3 separate regions of the Homo sapiens genome follow, and regions 2 and 3 are each linked to region 1. Evidence: chromatin contacts called from ENCODE Hi-C or POLR2A ChIA-PET data. All regions are on one chromosome and are shown on one strand. The core of a region is the stretch at or near the end of the contact, and the rest is flanking DNA. Distances in the headings are between cores, read along the strand shown. Region 1 holds the start of DGUOK (deoxyguanosine kinase). Region 2 holds the start of PCGF1 (polycomb group ring finger 1). Region 3 holds the start of SEMA4F (ssemaphorin 4F).

Region 1 (4,287 bases), core at 1,265-3,764:
TGAAGTCAGGCTAATGGTTATCTTTGAGGGATAGTAACTGGCAACGAATATGGGGGATTCTGGAGATGCGGATAATGCTGTTTCTTGATCTGAATCCAGGTAACAGTCATTCCATTTGTGAAAACTTCATTGAACTGTACACTTACAACACATCCTCTTTTCCTCACTGCACAACACATCCTCTTTTCCTCACTACATACTATGCTTTACCATAATTTTTTTTTTTTTTTTTTTTTGAGACGGAGTCTCGCTCTGTCGCCCAGGCTGGAGCACAGTGGCGCGATCTCGGCTCACTGCAAGCTCCGCCTCCCCGGTTCAGGCCATTCTCCTGCCTCAGCCTCCTGAGTAGCTGGGACTACAGGAGCCCACCACCACACTCCGCTTTTTTTTTTTTCTCTCTCTTTAGTAGAGACAGGGTTTCACCATGTTAGCCAGGATGGTCTTGATCTCCTGACCTCGTGATCCGCCCTCGTCAGCCTCCCAAAGTGCTGGGATTACAGGCGTGAGCCACCGCGCCAGGCCACTTCACCATAAAATTTTTAAAAATAATTTTTAGGAGCTCTGTTACTGGTGGAGGGTGCCCAGGTTCTTGACATTTTGAACAAAGAATTGGACAAAACGTACAAAGCAAGGAAACAATGAAGCAACAAAAGCACAGATTTATTGTACATCAAAGAACACTCCTTGCGGTAGGAAGGGCCCAAGCAAGCAGCAATTACAGAATTTTCTGGGGTTTAAATACCTTCTAGAGGTTTCCCATTGGTTACCTGGTGTACACCCTATGTAAATGAAGTAGTGGCCAGCGATCAGTCTGATTGGTTGCAGGAGGGGACCAATCAGAGGCTGAAGTAAAGTTATGAAGTTATACCCCATGCAACTAAAGACTTGGCCTGCCACCAGCCTGACTGATTGCCCGCGGGGACCAGTCAGAGGTACTTTCAATTTTTTATCTGCCACCCAGAAGAGGGATTAGCTTCTGGTCCTTTTGTTACTTGGGCTAGAAAGTTGGGGTTTTCCTTTTGATTTAGTTCTAGGAAGTCAGCCTAAATCGGCCTTAGGTTCCCTGTCTCCAGACCCTATTTTCCTGCCTCGTAGCTTTTAGGAGATTAATGCCTGCCTGCAGACAACTTCCTCATTTAACTTTCACAACACCCCTGAGGCAGCAAGATCCTGGCGAGGCAGAGAGCCTCTCAAGCTTTTTTGGATGAATATTTTCCAAGTCTGAGTTTACATAGGTAAAGAAATGTAAGCAGTTTTTTTTTTGTTTTTTGTTTTGTTTTGTTTTGTTTTGTTTTGTTTTAACAGAAGTGGCTGCTGGAGTGGAGATGGGAATGGGTAGGACTTTAGCCGCTCCAGTAGCCATTAACGCCCCACCCTGGTTATCCTTAAAAAATTCGATTAAAAAAAAAGTTCTTAATATATAAACATGACCTCAGCCATCCTATATATACATCAACATAAGAAAAAGGTCCCGTGCTTTTTATGGGAACAGCTTCAAGACAGGTATCCCAGCCCCCGGCCCCTCCCCAGCCCCCTTGCAATCAGATCCTTGTCTTCTAAAACCTGCCACACCTAAGAGCGCTGCCTGAAGGCCGGTTTGGCCTGTTGACTCCTGGTTTTGACTGTTGGTGATTTAAGCGATTGGAACTGGAAGCACCATTTGACAACATTTTGTAAATCATTACTTCTGAGGTTGTTATGACGACGGGGTGTGGCAGTCCGGCTTCACCTGTGGCAGCAGCTTAGGTCCCTGCCCTCCTGCAGAGCACACTTCACCGACAGCAGGACTCAGGTTTTATACAAGTCTCTACTCGCCATTGCTTACGTCCAAGAACCCAGCCTACCAGGTTTAAACAATTTCCAGTCACATACCTGAGCCACCACCACCTTATCCTGAAGGGATTTTTGGGTATAATGCAAATCGATTGACCGAACATTTATTTACTTATTCAAGACACAAACTAAGAGATGGGGTGTAACTGATTATCTAATTTGTTAATTTAGTCAATAATATGCCAGCATTGTGCAGGGGAATTACAGGGAATAGGAAAAAGTTAAATTTGTGTAAATCATCAGATTGAGTCATTTTCCTACTTTAAAACTTCCATTTTCTTCCGATATTAAAATAAAAACCAGACAACAAGCACCTGGGGGGGGGGAAATCCCCTCTTAAAATTACAATTTCTATTTTTAATTTTGTCTTCAGTTATAAAATTTATTTTAAAGTTATACAAAAATGAAGTGGTTGGATTGTGGAATTACGTCTTTTAAAATGTTATTTGTCCAATGAACAAAAACCACTCGCACCGCAACTCCTTTTACTATCAAATTCTGCACCGTTGCAAAACTTCCTTCACTCAACGCTTCTTTACAAACATCGCGATAGCGGAGCGGTCTCTTGGGCGCACCCCGCCGCATGTTCAACCCCACCCACTTCCTGTCTGACGATCTCCTTACGTCAACGGTGCGCTGGAGCGAGTGAGCAGCGATACCTAGGGCGGAAGTGCTCTCGGCGGAAGTGATCGCTGTGTGAATCGTGGGTGGGATGGCCGCGGGCCGCCTCTTTCTAAGTCGGCTTCGAGCACCCTTCAGTTCCATGGCCAAGAGCCCACTCGAGGGCGTTTCCTCCTCCAGAGGCCTGCACGCGGGGCGCGGGCCCCGAAGGCTCTCCATCGAAGGCAACATTGGTAAGGGCCGGAAAGCGGCTGCCAAGCCTTGGCCTCCGCCACGCAGGCGACAGAGGCTGGGAAAGGAGCTGGGCCCGGAATGGCCTGCGTCTGATGCGGCCGGCCTCTTTTTCTGGGCTGCGAGGAGAGCCTTTCCCCTCGCAAAGTGCACTGTGTATCTTTGCCTCCTTGTTTTTAGGATATCGGGCCTCAGTACCCGCCCACAGGAACATATTTGTTGGGGCATAAAAGCCACGCAGTTAGTGGATAGGACAAGAATTGTATTAGCTGTTTGTAATAGATCGAAATTGAAGCGACAAGCGGGTGCAGTTTATTTGTTCTCCTAGATAGGGTTGCCATATTTAGCAGAAATTAAAAATAATATCCAGTTAAAATAGAATTTAAGATAACGAATAATTTTTAGTGTGTGTCCAATGCAATATTTGGGACATCCTTACAGCAAAACAACAACGAAATCACTCATTGAAAGTTCAAATTTAACTGTGTCCTGTATTTTATCTGGCAACCCTATTCGAAGAGAGTTCCTAAATTTCAGTCGTTCAAATACCACATTCACAATTTTTGCCCTGTGCCTGTGCTAGTTGCATAATAATTTCTTAAGGCTTTTCTTAGAAGAACCTCACTTTTTAAACTTAAAAACATGTATTAAATTAAAAATTATTTTGTTAAAAGAGTGAGATCCAGTATCTTGAATAAAAAGTAGTCAGAAAGCAAAATGAAGGCAAAGCATTTCGATTTAATATTAATAAATTCTGACTTGATACTTTTATCTACCAAGTCACTGAGCCCCTAAAAGGGGCTTAGCAAGTGTTGAGTACTGAAGACGTAGCAGCAAACTGAGAATTTCTTTTTTTATTCATTCAACAAATCACCTTTTGAGCCACTTCCATATGCCAGCACTGTTCTTGGCCTGGAGAATACAGCTGTGAATAGAACAAATAAAAATCTCTGCTCTCATGGAACTCAAGTAGGGAGAGATGGACAATAAACAACATAAATTAAGCAAGGTGAACAATATGTTAGAGAGTAATAAGTATGATGGAGAAAAATTAGGGATGAAGAATTGAGGGAAGTTTTTATTTTATTTTATTTGAGATGGAGTTTTGCTCTTGTTACCCAGGCTGGAGTGCAATGACACGATCTCGACTCACTGCAACCTCTGCCTCCCTGGTTCAAGCGATTCTCCTGCCTCAGCCTCCCGAATAGCTGGGATTAGGGGCACCCGCCACCACACCCAGTTAATTTTTGTTTTGTTAGTAGAGACAGGGTTTCACCATGTTGGCCAGGCTGGTCTCAAACTCCTAACCTCAGGTGATCCGCCTGCCTCGGCCTCCCAAAGTGCTGGGATTATAGGCGTTAGCCACTGCACCTGGCCGAAGTTGTCATTTTAAATAAAATAAGCAAGGCCTCACTGAGAAGGTGACATCTGAGCAAAAAACTGAAGATGAGGGAGCAAATCACGTGGATACCTGGGAGAAGAATCTTCTAGGCAGAGTGAAGAGCAATTGGAAAGGCCCTGAGGTGGAAAGTGTGTTCGGGGAATAGGAGGGAAATCGTTGTGACTGAAGTCGAGTGAGCAAGGATGGGAGGGAAATTAGGG
Region 2 (4,406 bases), core at 1,279-3,778, 580 kb after region 1:
GTATTGTAAAAGCAAAGGGGATGGCTAAGGAGAGAATGAGGAAGTAGTAGTCAGTGGGGAATGTTCTTATATTATTCAAAGGGCCCCTCAGCCCACCCTTCCCCTGAGGACTGTAGGATGGTTGGGGGGAGTCTGAAGGGGGTGTGATCCCAGGGAGGGTGGCCTGGCTTACCTTGCCGAACCAGCGGGAGAGCCATATCTGCTTCATTGTCATGTGATCAGGGAGAACTTCATTGTCAAAAAGGAGCTGCACCTAGGAGGGAGATGGGGGCATAATTTTAGGAACTTTCTGGCAGGTCAAAAACTACCCTGGTCCACCCTAGACTCTGTCCCTCCTTTCTTAGCCCCTTCTCCCCCTCAAGAAACCTACTGTGGGACTACTCACATGCTGAGGGTTTAGCATCAAGCGGTGACACAGGACCCTCCGGAGATGGCGTACCTCAGCTCTAACAGAACATCGGACATACTTGTTCTGGGAGCAGGGAGGGGAGGGAAGAGGGCAAGGTGTGTGAGGGAAGGACCATGGGAGGTGAGTCTCCTTAGAGAGGCCCTCCCCTCAGCCCTTCTCACCTGCAGGACGCTTTTATTCTTGTCTTTGCCAGAACTGGGGGGAAATAGACACAGGTTAGGGAATCCTATCTTTCCTCCTCTTCCCCACCCAGAGCCATGATATACTCTCTTCAAGGGGATAGGCACTCACTCACTGCTCAGCCTCTCCCCTAGACCCTCCCTGGCTCTGGGTCATTGGCACTGTCACCTCCTGCAACCCCTGACCTTCTCCTCACCTCAGCCGCTCCAGGCACAGGTTCAACTGCTCATCATAGCGATAGTAGTGGGCTTTAGAGTGGTCAAAGCTGCTGAAGGGGAGGCCGAGGTTGCTCAGTGCTGGCTCTGAGAAAGATAGGGTAGTGAGGTGGCTGGTGGCACACATTCCATACTCCTCTTTCCCCAGAGAGCAAAACTGGGCAAGAAGAATGCTCTGGGGTCTTTACTGTCCCGCGGCCAAGGACATACCTTCCCCAGTGGGCTGGGTGACCCGGTCCAAACCTCGGGACTGGTAGAATTCCCGAATCCGTTTCTCTTCACCTAGAAGAAGGTGAAGTATGAGAATAAAGTATTAGCCCTTCGGGGCCGGGCGCGGTGGCTCACGCCTGTAATCCCAGCACTTTGGGAGGCAGAGGTGGGCAGATCATGAAGTCAGGAGATTGAGGCCATCCTGGCTAACATGGTGAAACCCCGTCTCTACTAAAAAATATAAAAAATTAGCTGGGCATGGTGGTGGGCGCCTGTAGTCCCAGCTACTCAGGAGGCTGAGGCAGGAGAATGGCATGAATCCAGGAGGTGGAGCTTGCAGTGAGCTGAGATTGCGCCACTGCACTCCAGCCTGGGCAAGACTCCGTCTCAAAAAAAGAAAAAAAAGAATAAAGTATTAGCCCTTCCTCACTTTTTGTCCTTCCCTCATCTTTGGCCTTCTGCCTACGTGAGTCCTACCAAACCCGTCACCTCAAGCTGCCACTCAGCAATTAGTCCTCAAGAGGCCCCTCAAAGTCAGGTTGGTGACTCACTGTCTTGCAAGCCAGGCACCAGCTTATACACGATGTCCTGCATGACCCGGTCCAGTTTGAGGTTGAGCAGTGGCTGTGTCTCGTGGATCTTAATGTTGCACATGGGGCAGTACTTGCTAGTTTGGAGGTACTTCACAATACAACTCTTGCAGACTGCAGGAAAAGAAAAGCAGATTCTCAGGCCCTCTGGAAACTGGATTCATGGGCTGGGTGGGGTGCCTGGATGCGTGAGGCAGGCCGCACAGAAGCTGGCAGTCAGCTTGGTGAAGACTAGGGACTGGAAGAACTAGGCAGTCTCCAAGGCACTCACAAGTATGAAGACACTCTGTGATGGTGGTGGCATCCACGAAGTAGCCGGCGCATAGGCAGCAAACAATGTGTTCATTCAAGTCTTTGATCTTCACTCGAACCTCCTCCTGAAGATACACCCTCCGTCACCAATCATCCACCCTCAAACCCCAACCCGTGCGCCTTCCCACCTTGGGGGTCGCCTCCTTCATCACACTAGACGGCCAAGCCCCGCGCCCTGCGCCATCAGCCGGGGATTAGCTCCTGGGGGCTGGCACTCCCCCTCCGCCCAGCAGAGGGCTCCGCGCACAGCGGGGGCTTCCCTCACGTGGACTCGCCTGACCCTCCTTTCCCAGGGGAGACTACACAACGTCGGCGACACAACGCGCAGGCGTCCTAACCGGAGTTTGGCAACCCGATCGCAACCACGCAGGCGCACTGGGCACTCTGTCTCTGCGCAGGCGCACTGGGCGCCCGGCCAGCCACCGCCCGTCCTTTAGCCCGCCCCAATTCGCACCGCTGGCCGACCACAGCAGTAACCCTGCCGCCCTTGCACCTCGTTCCGTAGCGGGTCCATCTTGTACACTGACTGGAGCTGGTTCCGAAGCCTCATCGCGATCGCAATCTGGCCCCCCTGAGGAGACGCCATCTTAAAGGCTGATCCCAGCCGGCCACTTCCGGTGCCGCCTGCAGGGCGGGACTTGTCTCCCAGCAACGAGGTTCTAGGTCTTTTCGGATTCGCTCACCCTCTGTAAGGCCCCGCCCACGTCCCTTTCTCCCTGTGTGCTCACCTGAGCCCCACCGGCCCCTCCCCTGCTCAATCCGTAATTAAGGAGTGGGGGGGGGGGAGCACAGGGAAGGGTCTTATCTCTTCAACCTCCTGTAGAAATCATCATAATAGGCCCTACGCGACCTCAAGACTAACTTTCGGAGCCTGCGAAAGACTGCCCCCTCCTACCCCCAAAGGCCTGGCAGTCTGTGCCCGCTACCCGCTCAGGGTCGTCGGTCTTCTGTGACGACGACCCTGCTGAAGAAGCCCCTCCTGGGTCCTCTCCTCGTAATGCCGCCCTGTCGGCGTCCGCGTAGCGGAGCTTCGTCCAGATGGCGGGTCTTCTCCCGGCTTCACGGAGGGAGTTTCTTGGGCTTTGCAGAGTCTCGGAGAGGGTGCCGGGGGATGGGGAGTGAGAGACCCCCAGGGACTTGGTAGTGATCTTATTCCCCCATTCTCCCCCCTGCTGCCGGGGATGGGGGGGGCAGGCCCTGGTTAATGATGATGATTTAATCATCGGCGCCTGCGGAGGCCTGGGACAGACTAATGCAGAGCAGATGCCGAAGGAGGAGGGGAGGACGACTAGGACACTGCCACACACAGACAGGCTTAGGCAGCGAGCGCCTGTAGTAGCATAGGCCCAGTCCCGCACTTGGGGACTACGCGGGGTGCTCGCTCGAGAGCTCTACACCGCCGGCTCTGGGTACTTAAAAAGGGATAAATTTGCTATGAGGTATTAACATCAAATGCAACTGGAGATACGAGAAGGGAGAGATTCCAATGGAGACCTCAAAAAAGGCTTTCTGGAGAAAGTGGGACTTTGGGCACAATTTAGACTTGGGGGAGGGGGTGGAAGTGTGGTGAAATAGAAAGGACGTGGAGGGGAATGACCAGAGGACAGGAAGGTCAAGATGTAGATTTGAGAGTGGTAATAGAAAAAGCAGGGCCATAAAGAGTTGCGATTTTTAGCCTGAGGGCAATTGGGAGCTAGCGGACTTTTTTGAAGGGAGGTTATCCTGTGAAAGCGACATTTTTGTTCATTTCTCTTCAGAGTGAATTGAAGTGAATATGCAGCAAGAAGTTATGAGATTAGTGATTAATCAATTATTCGTTACAGCCCCTGTTTACCTACTTCCCTGGTCCGAGCCACTATCATCTGTCCTCTGTAGTGGCCTCTTGACTGTTTTCCTTGAGTCCCCCTTCGCCTGTTCTCAACATCACAGTTGAGTGCTGTTTCTCAGAGCTAGTGATTCTGATAAAACATGAAACACAAAGGACAAAGGACAATTTTTGAGATGTGGATATGTTTATTATTTTTATGGTGATGATGGTATCATGGGTATATACATATGTCAAAACTTATCAAATTGTACACTTCAAATATTTGCAGTTTATATGTCCATTATACTTCAAGAAAGCTATTAAAAATAAAGTTGAAAAATTAGGTTGTTCCTTTTTTACGTTTAAAACCTGTTGAGAGCTTCCCTTTTCAATCAGAATGAAAGTCAAAGTCTCAGAGTGGTGTGCAAGGGCCTGCATAGTCTCTTCAGATACACCAGGATATCCTTCCACTGTGTCCCCAACTTGAAATGCTTAGGTATCCAAAATGGCTCCCTCCTTCTTTCAGGTCTTTACTCATGAGGCTGCTGTAATCACTCTAGATGAATAACAACTCACCCACCCTTTCACTTCCTTGCTCTTTTTTTTCTGGTTAGCACTTATTAGCATTCTATCATTTATTATTATTTAATATACATTTCTAATATATATTATATTTTCTAGTT
Region 3 (4,405 bases), core at 1,210-3,709, 730 kb after region 1:
AGACGGGGGGCAGGGGTTCCATTGTGTTGAGGTTGGTTTTAGAAAGAAGATTTCAGAGAGAAGATTAGAAGTACTGATCCCAAATGCCTGATTTTCCCTCTAGGCTAAGCAATTTGAATTCAAGGACAATGGCTTTTTTTTTTTGGCAGGCTAGAGTGCAATGGTGTGATCGTAGCTCCCTGCAGCCTTGAACTCCTGGGCTCAAGTGATCCTCCTGCTTCAGTCTCCCAAGTAGCTGAGACTACAGGTGTGTGCCACCAGGCCTTGCTATTATTATTATTTTGCAGAGACAGGGTCTTGCTATGTTGACGTGGCTGGTCTCGAACTCGTCTTCAAGTGATCCTCCTGCCTCAGCCTCCCAAAGTGCTAGGATTACAGGCATGAGCCACCATGCCCAGCCAACGGACCATGTCTTAATCTTATCTCTAGTACTTAGTAAAATGCCTGGCACATATTAGGCCCTTAATAACTGTTGAAAGAACAAACTAGAACTAGTACTTGCACTTTAGAAAGATTATCCTGATGGCAGTCTGGAAGGGGAGGGACTGGAGGCTAGGTTTTTGTTTTTTAAATGAAATTATCACACAGTCCAGGTGAATGATGATGATGTCCTGAACTATGATGATAATGGAAAGAAAAGGATGGATTTAAGTTACTTTTTAGTCAGATTTATAAGGACATAGTGATTTCTTACATATGGGCATGGTAGCTAGTCTCCAAGAAAGGAGGCTGAAATCCTTGTATTCCCAGTGAAATCCCTGTACCACCTGGTGAAGTCCCCTTCCACAGTGCATCAGGGCTGCCCTGTGTGACAAGTAGAATATGGCCGAGAGATTGTGTGTTACTTCTGAGGCTAGGTCACAAATATATCATTTGCTCTTTTGCCTTGTTCTTTTGGATCACTTGCTCTGAGGAAGTCACCCCATTTTGTGAAGACATTCAAGCAGCCCCATGGAGAAATTCATGTGGAGAACAACCTTCACTTACTGCCAACAGCCACTACCAATTTGGCAGGCATGGAAGTCCGCCATCTTGGAAGTGGATCCTCCAGCCCCAGGCAAGCCTTCAGTGGACTGCTGCCCCGTTTGATATCTGGACTGTAATCTTGTGAGAGACTGGAAGCCAGACCACCTAGCTAAACTACTCCTAAATTTCTGACGCAGAGAGATTGTGAGAGATAATAAAAGTTTATTCCAAATGTCTGATTTTCCCTCCAGGCTAAGCAATTCGAATTCAGGGACCATGTCTTTTGTTTGTTTGTTTTAAGCCACCAAATTCTGAGGTTAATTTGTTACATTTGTTTTGCAGCCTAAATAACTAATACAATGGGGGTGAAAGAGGAGAAAGCAAAGACTACCTACTAAGTGCAGACTAAGTGCTTGAAGAAGGAGCTAGGGGCCGGGCGCGGTGGCTCACGCCTGTAATCCCAGCACTTTGGGAGGCCGAGACGGGCGGATCACGAGGTCAGGAGATCGAGACCATCCTGGCTGACACGGTGAAACCCCGTCTCTACTAAAAATACAAAAATTAGCCGGGCATGGTGGCGCGCGCCTGTAGTCCCAGCTACTTGGGAGGCTGAGGCAGGAGAATGGCGTGAACCCGGGAGGCGGAGCTTGCAGTGAGTCGAGATCGCGCCACTGCGCTCCAGCCTGGGCGACAGAGCGAAACTCCGTCTCAAAAAAAAAAAAAAAAAAAAAAAAAGAAGGAGCTAGGGTTGGGATGGAGGAGATAGTGAGTTATCCTCAGGACCTATGCTTGCCTTGTTTATAGGATATCCAAGTGGATATGCCCATAGGCAGTCTTTGTTCCTCGCCCTCAAAGGCCTACCAACCCTAGAAGAATCAGTTCAAATGTCACCTCTTCTGTGAGGCCTTCCTGATTTCCTCTGGCAAAACCTGGCCCTTCTGCACACTTATTGCACGTTATTATAGCAAACGTGCATTGCTTCGTATTGCAATTATCTATTTGCAGTTATTTGCTTACATTTGGAAGCCCCATTACAGTGTGAACTCCCTAGGGCAAGGGCCGTGATTTTTAGTATTTTCTGTATAATCGTGTGTGTGTGTGTGTGTGTGTGTGTGCGTGTGTGTGTGCGCGCGCGCGTTACACTGTGCCTGCCCAGCACATAGGCAGCCGTCCTTAAATGCTTGCAAAGTATTAATTTTGAGAAACTTGGTGCGTGTATCCACGTCCTCTTATTAGTAAGTTTTCCTTATTAGTACAGCTATGGGCGTTTGAGTTTTTGGAGTGGCCGGAGCAAACTCGCCACTCGAGGTCCCTGAGTGGCAGCCCCAGCGCACTTCCGAGGCAGAACTCCCACCTTCACCTGGGTCTAGCTCCGCCTCTGCCTGGGTTAGGCCTCTCCTCCCCTCAGCCCCGCCTTCACTCAATCCCGATTGGCTGGAGGAAGAAGGAGGCCCGACCATTGGCCCCTTTCTGAGGGGGCGGAGCCGGGCGGTGTTTCATCCCTCAGCCTCAGGCTGAGCCGGACCGAGCCGAGAGGACCCGAGTGGGGCCGAGGCCAGTAGCCCCGGGGCCCTGAGCAGAGGCCGTAGCTTGCGCCGCACCCGCGGCCAGGCGGAGCCAAAGATGCCGGCCTCTGCTGCGCGGCCCCGCCCGGGTCCCGGGCAGCCTACAGCCTCGCCCTTCCCGCTACTGCTGCTGGCGGTGCTGAGCGGCCCGGTATCCGGCCGCGTCCCCCGCTCGGTGCCCAGAACCTCGCTTCCAATCTCTGGTAAGGCGCGGACGCCCACGCCCTCAGCCCTTCGCGCCCACACCCACACCCACACCCACCTGCTCCTCAGACCGCTCGGCCGGACCCGGGCCTCTCAGCCTGGTGTATGGCGTTTCACGCCGCCCACGCCCCGCCGGGACCGGGGCGAGATCTTCGCACTTCACCGCATCCTCTCTGCATCCCTCCCGCGCCCCTCAGCCCCTCATCCCCAGCCCGGGCCTCGCGCCTCGGCTCCCACGACACGCCCAGGCTGCACCAGCGGGCCCTATTCCCGGAGCCGCAGGAGCGTCCAGTCCTCACCGTGCAGACTCGGACACTGAGGCCCAGAGCTCGGGTGGGGGCTGCCCGAGGTCGTTCATTTCGAAGTTCCGTCTCCCTTAGTCCCCTGTTTCCCCGCACATACACCTGGGTCCATCATTCCAGCTTGACGCCCACTCTGCTTTCAGACCCATCAGTCTTTCATTCTACTCCAGCTTTCCATTCCGATCTCCAGGTCAGCATTTCCATCTTCTCCAATTCATTTCCCTATCAGTTCTATACATCATCCGAGCCTCTTGGCCCTTCTGACAGCCCTTCCCGCTCCCCTGACATCTCTGACAGCAGCTCCCATTCTCCCATTATTGGATCCACGTTAACTCTCTTAACTTCCTCAGTGTTCCTCGCTGCCTCTGCCCATTCCCTACATTGAATATTGGTAAACCATTCAATGTGTTGATGTAAAGTTCTGCTTAAATGATTTTTCAAGTCTTCAGAAGGAAAAATAGAGGAGGGGGATATGATCCTTTGAAAAGATGTGGAAGAAGCTAGGAGACGTCACAAGGTTAAAAGTGATCATTGGGGCGATTCACATTTTAGACTCTGCTGAGGTGGGTATGAGCATGGCCGTGGACCTTGTTGTCTTCTCAGTGGGCATTGAGTGTTATTAGCACCTTGGGCAGACAGAACCAGTGAAGCCAAGAGTACAACCTGTTGGCAACAACTCTGGACTGGTTAATAGTAGTTTAGAGTTTAAATTCAGACTAGTGCCATATAGGGATGCTGTGATTCCAGAAGGCGAAGTTGTGGCCAGAGCCTGGGGTTTCAGTTTGCACCCAAGCAATAGCCACAAAGTAAGTTGAGATTGCCAGGCTGGGTTGATGTCCAGGCATCCAGAGATGTCTAGATGGCAAGCAAGGTGAAGCAGAGTTGAGGATGTGAGGGGAAGTTAGGTGATCCAGGGCTTATACTAAGCATGAGAGAGTGGGCACAGAGGTAAGTATGGGTGTGGGAGGAAGGAGTGGGCGGGACTCATCAGTACATCTAGGAATGAATGGGTTGGTGTCCAGTCTGCAGTCTTGAGGGTACTGAGCAGAGGAAGCAGGTAGAGCAGAGCTGTATTGGTGCAAGGGTAGGGTCCCCAGAACCAGAGGTTGAGCTAGGAAGGTAAATTCATGCCAACTTATTCCAGTCTTTAAATAGATACGAATTTTGAATGCTAATATGAGGTTTAGATTTTTTTTTTTTTTGAAGCGGAGTCTTGCTCTGTCACCCAGGCTGGTGTGCAGTGGTGTGATCTTGGCTCACTGCAACCTCTGCCTCCCAGGTTCAAGCAATTCTCCTGCCTCAGCCTCCCAAATAGCTGGGATTACAGGTGCGCGCCACCTTGCCTGGCTAATTTTTTGTATTTTTAGT

What was found. Hi-C counts contacts between places; a loop is a spot of excess contacts on that map. ChIA-PET counts read pairs that join two places held with the same protein, here RNA polymerase II (POLR2A). Pooled maps may share reads with other maps.
Region 2: a map of CD8-positive, alpha-beta T cell shows a loop between it and region 1 (7-fold over the local background). The contact joins the promoter of PCGF1 here to the promoter of DGUOK in region 1. A Hi-C loop is called at or near these places in 1 of 168 maps with a recorded cell type or tissue (CD8-positive, alpha-beta T cell) and 7 of 50 pooled maps. POLR2A ChIA-PET finds 5 or more read pairs at or near these places in 1 of 52 experiments (activated T-cell).
Region 3: a pooled map shows a loop between it and region 1 (6-fold over the local background). The contact joins the promoter of SEMA4F here to the promoter of DGUOK in region 1. A Hi-C loop is called at or near these places in 4 of 50 pooled maps. POLR2A ChIA-PET finds 5 or more read pairs at or near these places in 2 of 52 experiments (AG04450 and Caco-2).

What each region holds. Positions count from the first base shown.
Region 1 is chr2:73,924,366-73,928,652 of GRCh38, forward strand. DGUOK (deoxyguanosine kinase) reads left to right here and starts at 2,515. Exons shown (of 7, transcript NM_080916.3): 1 at 2,515-2,687. The coding sequence starts at 2,546. RefSeq lists an enhancer at 2,547-2,816.
Region 2 is chr2:74,505,167-74,509,572 of GRCh38, forward strand. PCGF1 (polycomb group ring finger 1) reads right to left here and starts at 2,529. Exons shown (of 9, transcript NM_032673.3): 1 at 2,410-2,529; 2 at 1,876-1,981; 3 at 1,566-1,718; 4 at 1,015-1,086; 5 at 786-891; 6 at 571-604; 7 at 386-472; 8 at 173-253; 9 at 1-24. The coding sequence starts at 2,502. RefSeq lists enhancers at 1,792-2,722, 2,359-2,538, 3,279-3,338.
Region 3 is chr2:74,651,788-74,656,192 of GRCh38, forward strand. It overlaps SEMA4F (ssemaphorin 4F), which reads left to right and starts at 2,460. Exons shown (of 14, transcript NM_004263.5): 1 at 2,460-2,734. The coding sequence starts at 2,590. RefSeq lists a silencer at 2,307-2,736.